2 separate regions of the Homo sapiens genome follow, and region 2 is linked to region 1. A link is an interaction called in ENCODE POLR2A ChIA-PET data of the cell type or tissue named here. Cell type or tissue: CD4-positive, alpha-beta T cell. All regions are shown on one strand. Links, peaks and the distances in the headings refer to the core of each region. The heading gives the core; the rest is flanking DNA.

Evidence for each region. ChIA-PET counts read pairs that join two places held together with the same protein. Peaks named below come from ENCODE experiments on the same cell type or tissue, not always from the same donor. Only the 100,000 strongest peaks of a DNase experiment are listed, where the experiment ranks them.
Region 2: POLR2A ChIA-PET joins it to region 1 with 7 read pairs; 4 of 35 experiments call an interaction of 5 or more read pairs at or near these places.

What each region holds. Positions count from the first base shown.
Region 1 is chr12:68,672,241-68,680,580 of GRCh38, reverse strand. LOC100507250 (a long non-coding RNA gene) reads left to right here. Exons shown (of 3, transcript NR_038930.1): 3 at 4,760-6,210. Among named protein-coding and RNA genes, the nearest start is that of NUP107, 11 kb to the left of the region's middle. RefSeq lists a silencer at 48-161. In CD4-positive, alpha-beta T cell, for the core only: no CTCF peak of the experiment used is centred there; DNase peaks (open chromatin) are centred at 4,220, 4,940 and 6,610; H3K4me3 peaks cover 832 bases; H3K27ac peaks cover 1,129 bases.
Region 2 is chr12:68,534,794-68,543,133 of GRCh38, reverse strand. No RefSeq gene overlaps it. Among named protein-coding and RNA genes, the nearest start is that of RAP1B, 72 kb to the left of the region's middle. RefSeq lists an enhancer at 3,565-4,527. In CD4-positive, alpha-beta T cell, for the core only: no CTCF peak of the experiment used is centred there; a DNase peak (open chromatin) is centred at 3,823; H3K4me3 peaks cover 627 bases.

The DNA of each region.
Region 1 (8,340 bases), core at 272-8,271:
AACTCCTGAGCTCAAGCGATCCACCTGTCTGCCTTGGCCTCCCAAAGTGCTGGGATTACAGGCGTGAGCCACTGCGCCCAGCCAATAAACACTTTAAAATACATTGAGGGGAAAGCAGAGTGCAGGAATACTACATAGATGTTACTAAGTATTTCTTAATCACATTGGATGGTATATGAGGTCTCTTTGTCTCAGTTTCAAAATCTGCTGAACTGTCCTTTCCCCAGACCCCCTCCAAAAGAAAGCATCCTTTCACCTGATGCCCCTTTCTAGCTGCTGTTTTTTCTCTCATTCCCTTCTCAACCAAACATCTGTTTTGCTAAATTGTAAATAGCCAGTAGTGGTTTTCTTACTATAAATCCAGTATAAGTATCTCTTACAAAAAGATAATAGACATAAACAAAAGGAAAAAATTAAAGAATCCTATGATTCCATTAACTATAGCTGACTACAATTCCACGAAATACCCTCATCAAGAATTACCCAGCTAAGTCCAGTTAACCCACAGAACAAAGAGAGTGAATAATATATTGATTTATGCCACTACATTTTGTGGTAGCTTTTTATGTAGCAACAGAAAACTGTAACAAATGGAATTATATTGTAAAACTGTTCTACAATCTGCTTATTCACTTAACATGAACATCTTTTCATTTCAAAATTATTTGTCTACATCATTCATAATTTACCAAAAGAATTTGAAAGAGTCATATTTCCTTTTTGTCTCCATTTACATTTACAAGGTGACCTAATGCTGTCTGACTTCAACCTTCACTGGTAAATGAAAACTAACTAAGGTGACCAATGATCTCTGCCAGGAAAAGTTTATTTTTCATTTCTCAACATCTCCAGAATATTTGACACCATTCACCACTCTCTTCCTTAGTACCCCCATGCCATTTGGTGTCATGATTTTGTTAGTGGGCTTCTCCTAGTCCACTCCGCCTTCTCTTGGCTAGTCTTCTCTATGAGCTCTATAAATCTGCCTTTACCTTAAACATCAATTAATCTTTTCCAGAGTTCAGACCCAAGCCCTGTCTTCCTCAGTTCTGCATTATTTTCAGGCTTCAAACTACTGACAGTTTCCTAATAGATTTCCAATCTATATTCTAGCCCATATCTCAATTTTATATTCCAGACTCATGCGTCTGGTGGCTTACTAGACACATTCACTTTGAAGATATAAGGTACCTGAAACTTAACATGTTCTAACTCTAAACATGAACTCAATAGACCTGCCCCTCCCTCACTCCTCACCAAAACAACAATACAACAACAACCCTGCTTCTCCTTGTATATTTTTTTTTTTTAGTCTTGGCAAGTGGCCATATCCAGTTAGCCAAAAATCTGGAATTTAATCTCAGTAGGACTAAAGTTCCACGAGGGCAGAGATATTTATCTTTGTTTGGTGCTGTATCTCTCTGTTTGTCAATTGAATTATTCTTCTCTCATCCCCTGCATCTACTTTGTCACCAAATCTCAAATATGTCTTCCCATTTCCATTGCTACCTTCTTCATTTCCAGTCCCAACTCATCATCTCTTCACTGTTCTAAGGTAGGTCCTCCAACCGAATTCCATTCTTTATACTGCTAAGAGGATGATCTTCTAAATATGCAAATCTGACTGTCACCTTTCAGTTTCTTCCCAGTCTCAATTTTAACTTTAAACTACTACACTCAGCCTTCAGGACGTGATTTACCTGTTATTATCTCTGCCTCAAATTCTGTATTCCAGCTATATTCAACTACAGCTCCCCAAACATTCTACAGTCATTTGGCATATTTTCTCTGCTCCTACTAAGTAGAAGCAGAAGAGGAATAAAGCAAGACCATGTCATAGACTGCTATGCAGTCATTAAAAGGGAGTTTAGAGAGCATTTGTAATAACTTGGAAATGTTTATGTTTTACTTTAAATGAGGGAAGCAGACTGCCATATTATATATATCAGTATGCTCAGAAACAATGTAAAATGTATAAAACAATACTGAACAAAAATTATACCAAAGTTCATAGTGCTCATCTTAGGTGAGACTTTGGCTATGCCTTGTTTTGTTTTGTTTTTTGAGAAAGGGTCTCGTTTTGTTGTCCATGCTGGAGTGTAGTGGCACAATCATGACTCACTGCAGCATTGACCTCCTGGGCTCAAGTGATCCTCCCACTTCAGTCCCCCAAATAGCTAGGACTACAGGTGTACACCACAATGCCTGGCTAATTAAAAAAAACAAAAAACCAAAAGCCTTTGTGTGTGTGTGTGTGTGTGTGTGTAGACAGAGTCTCACTATGTTGCCAAGGCTGGCTGGTCTCCTGGCTCAAGTGATCCTCCTGCCTCGGCCTCCCAAAGTGCTGGGATTGCAGGAGTGAGCCCCTGCACCCGGCCCACTATGCCTTGCTTTATTTAAAGCAATATATTTTCATAGCAAGATCCAATTGAAATTCAAATAAATATTTTAATAAGTTCATTAAGAATTCCAGTGAGTCAGATGTGTGTCTAGTGATTTAAGTTATAGCAGGTGCTTAAATACTTTTGCCATGTTCAAAAGATAGTGGAAAATCTTGAATACAGTTGTAGGATACACAGAAGCTTATATAAAACAAAATTAAGTATTTAGACTATTAACAGCTTGTTCAGATATAAGATGGTGTGATTTTTTTCATTTTAATATTTGGGGAATTTTCCTCTTTGAGCTCAAAACATTGCAAACATGCTATTATAACTTAGTAATATTCTTTTTATCTAAAGTAATAGAATTGGCTGGGCCTAGTGGCTCACACCTGTAATCCCAGCACTTTGGGAGGCCGAGGTGGGAAGATCACTTGAGCTCAGAAGTTTGAGACCAGCCTGGCCATCATGGTGAATCCCTATCTCTACTGAAAATATAAAAAATTAGGCGGGTGTGGTGGTGCATGCCTATAATCCCAGCTACTCAGGAGACTGAGGCAGGAGAATCGCTTGAACCTTGGAGGCGGAGGTTGCAGTGAACCGAGATCGCGCCACTGCACTCCAGCCTCGGCGACAGAGCGAGACCCTGTCTCAAAAACAAACAAAAACAAAACAAACAAACTCTCTCTCTCTCTATATATATATATATATATTCTTACTTAAAATCTATTACTAGTAAAACTTACATTTTGCAAATTGATATTAGCGCATGGTCGGCAATGTTTTAGTCTTTTTTTTTCCTCCCTGGATGTTGACCAGCTCTTTTAATTTACTTTAAAAAAATTGTGGTAATGTGTACATAAAATTTACCATTTTAACCATCTTTTAAGTTTGTAGTTCATTGACATTAAATACATTCACATTGTTGTGCAGGGCAATGTTTTATCTTTTAAAAAAAAACAAACTTGAAGGTCTTGTGCCTGAACAATCCCCTCCCCTCCCCTCCCCCTCCCCTGTTCTTTTTCTGAGATGGAATTTGCTCTTGTTGCCCAGGCTGGAGTGCAATGGTGCAATCTCAGCTCACTGCAACCTCCGCCTCCCAGGTTCAAGCGATTATCCTACCACAGTCTCCCAAGTAGCTGGGATTACAGGCATGCGCCACCATGCCTGGCTGATTTTGTATTTTTAGTAGAGACGGGGTTTCTCCATGTTGGTCAGGCTGGTCTTGAACTCCTGACCACAGGTGATCCTCCCACCTCGACCTCCCAAAGTGCTGGGATTATAGGCATAAGCCACCATGCCTGGCTGGGTTTCTTTCTTTTGCCTTCTTTTCTTTTCTTTTTTCTTTCTTCAATGTTTTATTCTTTTTTTAAAAAAAACAAACCAAACTTGAGGGCCTTGTGCCTGAACAATGCTCTTTTCTTTTCTTTTTCCTTGCTTCCTTCCTTCCTTCCTGTCTTTCCCTTCCAACCTTCCTTCCTTCCTTCCTTCCCTCCTTCCTTCCCTCTTTCCTTCTCCCCTTCTCTCCTTTCCCCTCCCCTGCCCTCCCCTCCCCTCCCCTTCCTCAGGATCTCACTGTGTCACTCAGGCTGGAGTGCAGTGTCGCAAACATGGCTCACTGTAGCCTCGACTCCTCCTGGGCTCAAACGATCCTCCCACCTCAACCTCCCAAGTAGCTGGGACTACAGGTGCACACCACTATGCCCAGCTAATTTTTGTATTTTTTTGTAGACACTGGGTTTCACTTTGTTGCCCAGGCTGGTCTCGAAATCCTGAGCTCGTCTCAAATTCCTGAGCTCAAGCAAGCTGCCTGCCTTAGCCTCCCAAAGTGCTGGGATTACAGGCATGAATGAGTCACCGTGCCCCGCCCAATGTTTTATTCTTTCTTTTTTTTTTTTTTTTTGAGACGGAGTTTTGCTCTTGTTGCTCAGGCTGGAGTGCAGTGGCGCGATCTCGGCTCACTGCAACCTCTGTCTCTCAGGTTGAAGCAATTCTCCTGCCTCAGCCTCCTAAGTACCTGGGATTACAGGCATGCGCCACCACACCCGGCTAGTTTTTTTTTTTTTTTTTTTTTTAGTAGAGATGGGGTTTCGCCATGTTGGCCAGGTTGGTCTTGAACTCCTGACTTCAGGTAATCCACCCGCCTCGGCCTCCCAAAGTGCTGGGATTACAAGCATGAGCCACCGCACCCAGCGCCAATGTTTTATTCTTAAATAAATGTATTTGCTTTAAAAATTTTATATATATATATAAATATATATAATATATATATATATGGTAACTGATTATCCGTTCAAATTTTTAATTATTTGTTACATTGTTTTCAAAAAGTTATTTATTCAGATAATGATGTCTGTTTGCTTTCTCTGTATTTTCAGGCCCACCCCGCCTCACTCCCACCCTCTTCTACTTAATTCAGGATGTGAATAGCACATGCCTTCCATCTTCAGACAAACACTGAGGCCTGGACAATGACCTGCATTAGGTAGATAGAATCTACTGAAAGCTAAAAGCCTTTTCCTGTGTCTTAGCAGCACGGAAGCCACGCCTCCTTCCCCCCAATGTTTGTGCAAACCCTAGAGAAGAGGAGACAGCCCCTATGATGTGTGAGGTTGAATTTCCTGCCCTCAACCCATCAAATCAGGCAGAATGAGGGCTCAGTCAGAACTACAACTACAAAAGAGAAAAATTTTAATGTGACTTTTCTTGTCTGCTCAGATTTTTGGGTTAAGGTTCATGCCAGCTACATTCTTTGCATAATAAAATATAAATAGAGTATAAATTGTTCTAGTTAGAGAAAACAGCAAAACAGTGCTCTCCCAAGGGCCCTAATAAATCACTTTACAGAAACGTGGATGTGTGTTGGATTTACAGGATTTCTATGCCAAGCAGAGAAGTACGTGAAAACAGGAAAGCAAAATGCATAAGTTGCAATAATAGTTTTGTGGTTTAGCTGAATAATGTCCTATATCAACAGAGGATAATGATTTTAGTTTTTCAGTTGCCCCAAGATCATTTCCATTACTGATGAGGCTTGAAATGTCTGTGAAGAAGAGTCATTGCAATTGATTTATTTGTCTGGCAAACTTTTTGTCAGCAAATTCACCACTACCTCAAAAATCTCACTAGCTACTCTATGCTTAAGACATTGGAAGCATAAGCCACAATGAAAACTAACTCTTAGCATTAGAATTCTAAGAAGCAGTAATGTATTTATGATTTTATGTTAAAAATCTCCCAGATGTCAGCATTTAAATCACAATTCAGTAATATAAGTAATTTGAAATTAGAAAGTTTTATACTTCACCATTCTATTTTCCTCTTCAAATTGAACACAGTTTGAAAGAATTAAGAAAAGAAGCTATAAAAAATAAATTGTTCAAGGATTCTTCCTGTTTCTAAACACCACAAGATTATGATGATAGAGACATCATTTGAAGTGGTAGAGAGTACTGTGAAATATCTATATGTGAATGTAATGAAAATGAAAAAATAATCTGATGAATTTTTAAAATTAATCTTGTTAGAGTCATTTTTGAGAAATTGTATGCAAGTGTATTGATTGAAAATGACCTTCTCATTCAAGAAAAATTTATTGAGCACTTACCAAGTGTCAACAGGTGAATGTGAATAAAATAGATATGGTCCCTGCCTTCTTGGAGTTGAATAAAATAGCAAACACTTATTGAATATTTATTATATGTTGTGCATTATAATATTAACCAATGTTTATTGAGTTGTTATTATATGCCAACTATGCCAATCCTGTCCTAAGCAATTTATGTATGTTAACTAATTTAATCCTCACAATAAATCTATGAGGTAGGTACTATTATTTCTGTCATAAAATTACAAAGGCATAGAGAGATAATTTGTCTAAGGTTCCATAGAGTAAGTAGGGGACCCAGAATTCAATTCAAGGAGTCTTTTTGTTCTGCATGACATCTCAACTGCTATATAAATATTATTTAGTTCCCAGGGCAAATTTTTCAGGATAATATTCTTATTCTCTCAATTTTACAGAAGAGAAAACTGCAGTGTAAAGAGGTGAAATAACTCACCAAAAGTTAACTGACAATGATCCTACCCACTACATCACACTGCTTAACTGGGAAGACACGCAATTTAACAAGTACCAACCAGGCTCCACATTTAAACTCTGACCCCGTTTGACCTTAAAGTAATGCATTTTTCTTCAAAGCAGACACTTCGCCACCCCAAAAAAAACCATATCTGAAAAGACATAATGTACTTAATCAATGGCTTCCTGCTATAATCACCACAACCACATCCTTTCCTAGAATCGTATCTGTCTTATTGAATCCTTCCATTAGCTTTTCTCCTATACATGAAGTTCAAATAGCACACCTGAGTTTTTGAGGGCATACACAACTTACACATTCCAGGCTCAAATATTTTTTTCCTCCCCTGACTCATGAACTTTTTGAAATTTAACAGTTTCTTCTATCTTTTATGCTACCTGGTCTATCTGAACCAAACATATATATTTTGCAGTTTCCTCCTAAAATACATTCAAAGCACTGTTTTGCTTCGCATTGCTGATATTTAACTCCTTTGCAATATCACTGCTACTTATACACAAACAAAAATCTGGTGTTTTTTAAGAGGAAGCCAAACTAAATAAATCATTTTAAAGATATATATATGGTTGGGTGTGGTGGCTCATGCCTGTAATACCAGCACTTTGGGAGGCTGAGGCGGGTGGATCTCCTGAGGTCAGAAGTTCGAAACAAACCTGGCCATCATGGTGAAACCCCGTGTCTACTAAAAAATACAAAAATTAGCCAGGCATGGCGGTGTGTGCCTGTAATCCCAGCTACTTGGGAGTCTGACGCAGGAAAATCACTTGAACCCGGGAGATGGAGGTTGCAGTGAGCCAAGATTGCACCATTGCACTCCAGCCTGGGAAACGAGAGCGAAACTCCATCTCAAATATATATATATAGGTTGAGCGCAGTGCTCACGCCTGTAATCCCAGCATTTTGGGAGACTAAGGTGGCGGATCATGAGGTCAGCAGTTCGAGACCAGCCTGGCCAACATGGTAAATTCCCGTCTCTACTAAAAATATAAAATTAGCCGGCATGGTGGCACGTGCCTGTAATCCCAGCTCCTCAGGAGGCTGAGGTAGGAGAATCGCTTGAACCTGGGAGGCGGAGGTTGCAGTGAGCTGAGATGGCGCCATTGCACTCCAGCCTGGGTGACAGAGCGAGACTCTATCTCAAAAAAAAAGAAAAATTATATATATATATATATATATATATATATATATATCTTTGTCTATAAGTGAATATCTTCTAATTAGAGGATCTATGATAATGTATCTTTAAGAAGATGCGTCATGCATCTATGATCCTATGAATCTGCTCTTTAAAAACAACAGAATATTCAAGGTGTCTTTAATTTTTTTTTTGAGACAGAGTCTTGCTCTATTGCCCAGGCTGGAGTACAGTGGCGTGATCATGGCTCACTGCAGCTTTGATCTCCTGGGCTCAGCCTCCTGGGTGGCTGGAACCACAGGCATGTGCCCCCGCATCCAGCTAATTTTTAAATTTTTTGTAGAGCTAGAGTCTCCCTATGTTGCCCAGGCTGGTCTTGAACTCCTGGGCTCAAGTGATCCTCTTGCCTCAGCCTCCCAAAGCACTGGGATTATAGGCATGAGCCACCACACCTAGCCAAGGTGTTATTTTAACAATGGAAAATGTAGTATATTTAGTTCATAAATCAAGAGCACAAACGGACTTAAAATATTTCAAGTATATTTTGAGCTACAAACATATTGGCATATAAGAGCAAACTATGCGGCTTTTATAAATGGAAGTGCATTGAAAAGCATAAAATGATGGAATACATATTGACAATGCAATATAATGTTAAGAAAAAGTTGCGTCTATCATGAACATTGCCCTTGAAACTTGTTTAGAAGCTGAATCTGCTGCA
Region 2 (8,340 bases), core at 219-8,218, 140 kb after region 1:
TTCCGGTATGATTTTTATACCAGATAAGCTAAATTTCACCTTTATATTAGTGTGTTATAATGTTAAACTTAGTTTTAATAAAACTTTATATACATATTTATTCAATTTTTAATGTCAGACCATAAGGTAAGATTTTTATAGACTCTTTTTAACCTTTTATAATCTTTGTTAAAGAGCAGGTTAGTGCTTTAAGAAAAACCTGTCATGTTTTTACTTTAATGTCCAGTTCACAGAAAAACTGTGTGATACCCCTTTAACTTTAGCTAATATGTTTACACACAGAATTTACACACAATTAATGTTTTAAAACCTGATTAAACTTTTAAAACAAAATTTTAACATATTAATGTAGGTAAAAAATAGTTTTACATTCAGGAGGCCCAATTACTTTTAAATTATACAACATTTCTTGTATAAATTCTTTTTTTAACACACTTTTTTTAAATGATTTTTTCTCTTTCATGACTTTTACAGACAATTCTTTGACATGCCTTAACTTTCTGACTTATTACAAACATTTCTTTCTTTAAACAACCAGTTAATTTATTTCAGGACAAGAATTTACTATATAACATTCTTTTTACATAAATTCTGCCCCCCCTTTTTTCCCCCTTTTTTTTTTTTTCAAAGATAATCATTCTTTTCCAAAGTGAACTTCCTTTATGTCTGTGGACCAGACTATCTAACGCCACAAGATTAGAAGTTACTATAATACATGTTACATGGTTAACTTTTAGCAAACTTTACTTTTGTTGAAAACCTTGTAAGTTTGGGATTTCAATTATCCTTTGCTATTAATAAGACCTTGTTTAGTCCAAATTAACTTAGAATTGGTACAGATGGCTTTTTTTTTCCTTTAATTACCTGGGAGGAACCATCTATGGTCCTATCCTGAAGGGAGTTCCTCCTAGGTCTGGTTGGACCTTTGTATGGTAATTAAGATTTAGATCCCCTGTTAGGAAACCTGCTGGGTTAAGGCAATTTTCAGTGGTTAATGTTAAACCATCTTTTTTTTTTTTTTTTTTTTTTTTTTTTTTTTAGGATACTTCTGAACTGGTGAGGTGTGCTTACAATGAGGTTCCTCTAAAAGTTATTTTTTTACTTTCTTCTGTTAGCAAAGCAGTTGCTGCTACAGATTGAATGCATTTGGGCCATCTGTGGGTTACTGGGTTAAGGATTGTTGATAGGAAGGCCTCAGTGCTTTCAGGATATGCCCTGGTTTACACTGACAACAAAGTGGTATTGGAGTGTTATAGGGTTACAGCAAACACCTTTAATTATCAATTATAGGTTTTAAATTTACCTTGGCTTTTAAAGGAATAGGGTACACTTTTTTTTCCTTAACTACTTGTGTCTTTCTGTCTTTCTTTCTTTTCTCTTCTTTCTTTCTTTCTTTTTCTTTCTTTCTTTCTTTCTTTCTCTTTCTTTCTCTTTCTTTTGTTCTTTCTCTCTTTTTGACTTTCCTTTTGCCTCTGTCTCTTCCTCTCTCTCTGCCTCTCTCTCTCTTTCTCTCTTTTCTTGACTCCCTCTTTGTTTCTCTGTCTCTTCCTCTCTCTCTCTTTGCTGGTCTTTCCTTGCCTCTGCTAGCCGCTTATGCTGCTGTTCTCTCAGCCACTGTGGCGGGGCGGTCTAAAACCAGCTGTAACCAAGTGTCTATGTACGGGAACTGGTCTGGGTGCCCTGGCTTACAGGTTACCTTGTGCCATACCTTTGAAACAAGGGACCTATCCAGGCTTCCTTCTGATGGCCAACCCACCTGTAATGCTGGCTAGTCTATCTTACACAAAGTTTTAAGTTTTCCTGGTGTCATAGTACTCCATAGTCTCCCTTAAATCTTTTCTTGAAATTTTTCAACATAGTTCCTAGTGGGGTGGGCTTACTTTGTGCCTGACCCATGCTTCCTTGAGGCAAAACACCAAGTTCACACCACACGCACACCACAAAACAAAGAATGGGTAAAAAGGGTACACACACACTTTTACAGTTTACACCAAACCAGAATCAAAACCAAAATCAGAGTATCAAGCAATCCAAGCCAGGTCAAAACCAAAACCAAAGTATCAAGCAATCCAAGTCAAGTCAAAAACAAAAACCAAAGTGCTGGTACAGGCATGCCGTGGGTTATCAGGCCACGCTTCCACTCCAAAGGAGTGTGCAAGTTCCAAAGACTAGTCTTACCAAGTTTCAGATGTCCGGACACCAAGTGCCAGTTCCTTCCTGGTGTTCAGCCACTGTGTTGATCCTCTGCAGGGGCCTGCCATGCACCACTCTGACTAGGTGTTCCACTGGGGCAATTGCCTACCTGGGAGCGCTCTCAGGATCCACGTCACTCAAGCTGGCTGGGGTCCCCTGCAGGGATGCTCCACAGGGCAGGCCTAAGCCGCCTAAGGGGTTGCCTTGACCTTCTGTTAATCACCTCGCTTCCCAGTCAGGGAACCAAGAAATGTAGCAGGACGAGCCACAGACAAAACCCCTCAGTCACCGAGTTAAAGAAGGAAGGGCTTTATTTGGCCAGGAGCATCGGCAAGACTCACATCTCAAAAACAGAGCTCCCCGAGTGAGCAATTCCTGTCCCTTTTAAGGACTCACAACTCTAAGGGGGTCTGCATGAGAGGGTTGTGATTGATTGAGCAAGCAGGGGGTATGTGACTGGGGGCTGCATGCACCGGTAATTAGAACGGAACATAACAGGACAGGGATTTTCACAGTGCTTTTCTACACAATGTCTGTAATCTATAGATAACATAACCGATTAGGTCAGGGGTCAATCTTTAACTACCAGGCCCAGGGTGTGGCGCAGGGCTGTCTGACTGTGGATTTCATTTCTGCCTTTTAGTTTTTACTTCTTCTTTCTTTGGAGGCAGAAATTGGGCATAAGAAAATATGAGGGGTGGTCTCCTCCCTTAGTAGAAAGGCCTCATAAACTGGGCATTTGCTAAGGAGAACTGCTTTAAAAAGGGTACGGTCATTCAATGCCTGCCTGGGACAAATGGCCCTTTGGTACTGGCTGTAGAAATCATCTAGATGGTGCAGACTGTGCTCTGGAAGAGCATTTTATTGCAGGGACACTGCAAGAATTGACTGTCTTATTAAGAAGCACTGTTATAATAAAATGTGATTTAATTACCAAGCAGGGGTCAAGAAAGGATTGGGGGAGGGATTTAATCATGAAAATACTGGCCCAGATAAATTAATTCTAAGGGTGTTTGTAATAATTAGGCACATATATTTGAATAATAATCACACCCCCAAATTATGTGAAAAGTATACCCCTTTCAATTGCATAAAGTAGTTTACGTGCCCATTATCAACTGAGCCAAGGAATGTGTAATGATATGAAACCTAAGATCTTCATGAAATACTTCCATAAAAAATAACAGACAGCTTTCCCTTTACTTATATTTACTTGCCAATTTCAAAGGAATCAAATTCCATTAAATTATATAAATAAACTGTCCTGAAGGCACTTGCTTCTACTGTTTCAGGAAGCTACCCTATATTTAGAAAATTTCTGTGGCTCCCGATAAATGTATTTCCTTTAGAAAAGCAATTCTCATAACTTAAGTGGATAGAGTAGTCACTGTTTTTAATGAAACTAAGGAATTTGTGATGTCATCTTGTGTGTGCCAGTCCTTCAATTAAGAGGGGAGGACCCGAAAATGCAAAACCCTATGGTTATACCATGCACTTTAAAAGAAATGTATCAAAAGCTCATTATGCATGGTCACAGTTTGCAGCAAAATACAATCCTTTAGAAAGTGAAAGGGACTGCTCTTTTATGTAACTTGGCTCTGGAAGCCTGCGGTGACAAACCACACACATCAACAGCCCCCACTTTGAGCAAACGTGGAAAACCACTTGTTAGCTCCGCCCCTCTAAGTACTCCTCCCTGCGGCTCCATTTTGTTTTTAAACTATTTTATTTTTGGTAAAAGTTAAGTTTACTAAGCTCTAAAATACATGAAATCTCCTGCTGTCTATTCTAACACTGGAAGCTGCTCCAGGATAAAAATTGGTGCATCCCATGTAATAAGGAGGAGGAATGTTATTTTATTAACAGTTGGCACCAGAATTCCTTCAGAAAGGGAAATGTAATTACTCTGAAAAATACCCTGATAAGAGCTTCTAAAGTAGAAGAGATCCCAGGAGGGGCCAGGGTGTGGGCGGAATGTTTCTGAGACAAAGGGAGCAATTTGGCTGTAACTTGCAAGGGCGTCCAGAGGGCCTGGGAGGGGAGGAGCATTGGAGCCAATCAGAGAACATCTTCTCAACGTGACTCTTCCTCTCCATCCTCCCGCACAAGCCTTTGCTAAAATGACTGAGCTGGCTAAGTACTTGATGCAACTAATTTTTTATTTTACTTTATTTTATTTTTTGGTAGAAGCGTGGGTAAGGGTTGGGCTTGTGTCTAGATCAATTGAGTATATCAAGGTTAACATGTATGGACCTAAGACTGGAGGCAAACAGACTCTAAAAATAAACTTGTAGGATTTTTTTTTTTAGAAATTATGGGGAGGCCTCTAGGTGCTCACGGGGACATGTTTTTTGATGTAGTCTTTGGAAGCTCTTTTCTGATTGCCTCTATTTATTTTCTCAGCAAAACAATAAGACTCTCAGCAGCTAGAAGAATAACAAATATGTTGGAAGTTTGAAGAGCAAGAATAAAGTATGAAATAGATATTTTACCAAAAATGCCTTTTACCAAAAGACTTTTGCCAAAAATAAAATAGTTTAGATTTTATTGATATCTTTTAATGAAATCTTTGTGGGAGCTAGAGGGCCTCTGATGGAATCTTGGGTAAACCAGCTAGTTTATGGGCAGAATCACTGCTGTCATGGGTGGGAAGCTACTGTGGATAGTCTTAAGCTGCTTCATGGATGGTTACTTGGAAACAGGACTCTATAAATACAAGATATCATGGTTGCTTTTCCAGTCATTGAACTGGCCAGACTTCAACATAATGTTTTTTAAATTATTAATTTATTATTATTATTCTTTAGAGACAGGGTCTTGCTGTGTTGCCCAGGCTGAAGTGGAGTGGTACGATCATAGCTCAGTGTAATTTCAACCTCAAGGGCTTAAGTGATCCTCCTGCTTCAGCCTCTGAAGTAGCTGGGACCACAGGGTCCACCACCATGTCTGGCTAATGTGAATTTAAGAGGCTAATTGACGGAAAAAAATGATTCTTTAGTAGACTAACAAAGAATTTTGAGATCCTAACCTTACATTTCAACACTAGTTTTTCAAAATTAATTCAAAGTCCCTGAGAATGAAGGATAAATTAAGGGTCAAAATGGTATCTAATATTCCCCAAATGATTCTTCATTAGCCAAGGTTGCTAGAGTGCAAATGAAGGTGAGTCAGCATATTGAACACTTTGCACACGATCATCATATCTATTCTAGGATCAAACCTAGAGGACCACAGTTGAAGCCAATGGACAAAGGGTAGAAATATATTTGATCATGGTTTACAGTGTGTCTTAGGGGTTTCTGGGTACAAAAATAATGGGATATCACCCAAGGCAGGGGTCCACAAACCCCAGGGCATGGTCTGTGGCCTCCTAGGAACTGGGCCGCACAGCAGGAGGTGAGCGGAGAGTGAGGGAGCGTTACTGCCTGAGCTCCGCCTCCTGTCAGATCAGCAGCGGCATTAGATTCTCATAGGAGCCTGAACCCTATTGTGAACTGCGCATGTGAGGGATCTAGATTTCACACTCCTTTTGAGAATCTAACGAATGCCTGATGATCGGAGGTGGAGCAGTTTCATCCCAAAACCATCTCCATCCCCCACTGTCTGTGGAAAAATTGTCTTCCACGAAACCGGGCTCTGGTGCCAAAAAGGCTGGGGACCACTGACCTAAGGAAATGATTCAATATATGTTAGATATTTCCTCCAACTGGAATTTTCTGACCCAAAGTTTCAGATTGCATCTCCCCCTCAAGAGATACTGTCCTTGATCACGCCTTATAAAGTTTTCCCCTGCATGTCACCCTTTGGATTTCTTTCACAACACTTATTATCATCTGAAGTGATCTTGAATATTTTTATTTTTTACTTGTTTGTGGTCTGCCTGCCAACCATTGTGATATGAAGACCAAGAAAACAGGAACCCAGTGTGCCTTATTCATCTCTGTTTCTCAAGCTGTAGGATGCCTGGCACATAATCAGAGCACAATAAGTATTTATTGAATCATTGAATGCATTTCATTCAGCATCTAAGCTGCAGAGATTATCAAAATCCTCATAGGCCACTACAAATATAATGTAGTTACTTTTATAAAGGAAACACGTACTGAGGGATTCTAAGGCTGGTGTTTTGAACTAATTCCTTTTTATTATCAGCCTAATCTTGGATCATGTAAATGATGATCACATTATACCTGTCAGAATACTTTGCAAGAAAAAAATTCACTATTATAGTCTCTCTACACCAAAGTGAATCTAGAGATTCAATTAAACGATAGAATAGTAGAGTTCAGTTTTGATATGGAGAAATGTTTTGATGTTGTATTTTAGTTTGGGTTAATAGCATTATTAGGTTGCATGCTAGGGTAATTAAAAGCATGAGTTCACTTTTGTTTTTAAGAGATGAAGTCTTGCTATGTTGCCCAGGCTGAAGTGCAGTGGCTATTCACAGGCAAAATTATAGTGCACTGCAGCCTCAAACTCCTAGGCTGAAGTGATCTTCCTGTCTCAGCCTTCTAAGTAGCTGGGACTACAGGCTTATGCCACCACACCCAGTTCAACACATTTTTTTTTTTTTTTAATTTAAGAAAAAAATTATGTGGCGGAAGCTAGATAGTAATACCTGTTTACAAGATTTGACAAGATTTAATACTACTTTTGTTTTAAAATTTATTTATTTATTTTTTGTGACGGAGTCTCACTCTGTCACCCAGGCTGGAGTGCAGTGGTGCAATCTCAGCTCACTGCACCCTCCACTTCCTGGGTTCAAGGGATTCTCCTGCCTCAGCCTCCTGAGTAGCTGGAATTACAGGCATGTGCCACCACGCCTGGGCTAATTTTTGTATTTTTAGTAGAGGCGGGGTTTCACCATGTTGGCCAGGCTGGTCTTGAACCCCTGACCTCAAGTGATCTGCCCTCCTTGGCCTCCCAAAGTGCTAGGATTACAGGCGTGAGCCACTGTGCCTGGCCTTAAAATTTATTTGAAAGCATAATTATGAATGGGGAATATATTAATAAATGTGTTCAGGCCGGGTACAGTGGCTCATGCCTGTAACCCCAGCACTTTGGGAGGCTGAGGTGGGAGGATTACCTGAGGTCAGGAGTTCGAGACCAGCCTGGCCAACAGGGTGAAACCCCGTGTCTACTAAAAATACAAAAATTAGCTGGGCAAGGTGTTGTGCGTGTAATCCCAGCTACCTGGGGAAGCTGAGGCAGGAGAATCGCTGGAACCTGGGAGGCAGAGGCTGCAGTGAGCCGAGATCGTGCTGTTGCACTCCAGCCTGGGCGACACGCAAGACTCCCTCTCAAAAAACAAACACACACAAAAATGGTGTTCAAAATGAGAACAAATAACACAAATTTCTTTAGCATCGTATTATGGATAGTTAGGAGAAGTTATTTCAGAACTAATTTAAATGCATTGTTTTGGGAGAATGGAACTTTTTTTCTACTTCATACCATATTGCTTCCATTTTTTTTTTGTTTGATATTACTTGTCTGTTTTTGTTTGTTTTTGTTTTTGTTTTTTTCAGACAGAGTCTTGGTCTGTCACTCAGGCTGGAGGGCAGTGGCGCGACCTCAGCTCATTGTATCCTCCACCTCCCGGGTTCAAGCAATTCTCTTGCCTCAGCCTCCTGAGTAGCTGGGATTACAGACGTGCACCGCCATGCCTGGCTAATTTTTATTTTTATTTTTTGAGACGCAATCTGCTCTGCCGCCCAGGCTGGAGTGTAGTGGTGCGATCCTGATGCACTGCAACCTCCATCTTCTGGGTTCAAGTGATTCTCCTGCCTCAGCCTCCCAAGTAGCTGGGACTACAGACACGTGCCACCACGCCCAGCTAATTTTTTTTAATATTTTTGGTGGAGATGGCATTTCACCATGTTGGCCAGGATGGTCTCAATCTCCTGACTTCGTGACCCGCCCACCTCAGCCTCCCAAAGTGCTGGGATTACAGGTGTGAGCCACCATGCCCGGCTAAGTTTTTTAATTTTAGTAGAGATGAGTTTTCGCCATGTTGGCCAGGCTGGTCTCAAGCTCCTGGCCTCATGTGATCTGCCTGCCTTGGCCTCCTAAAATGCTGGGATTACAGGTGTGAGCCACCGTGCCTGGTCGCTTGTCTGTTATATGTTGTCAAGAGGCCTTGTTTTA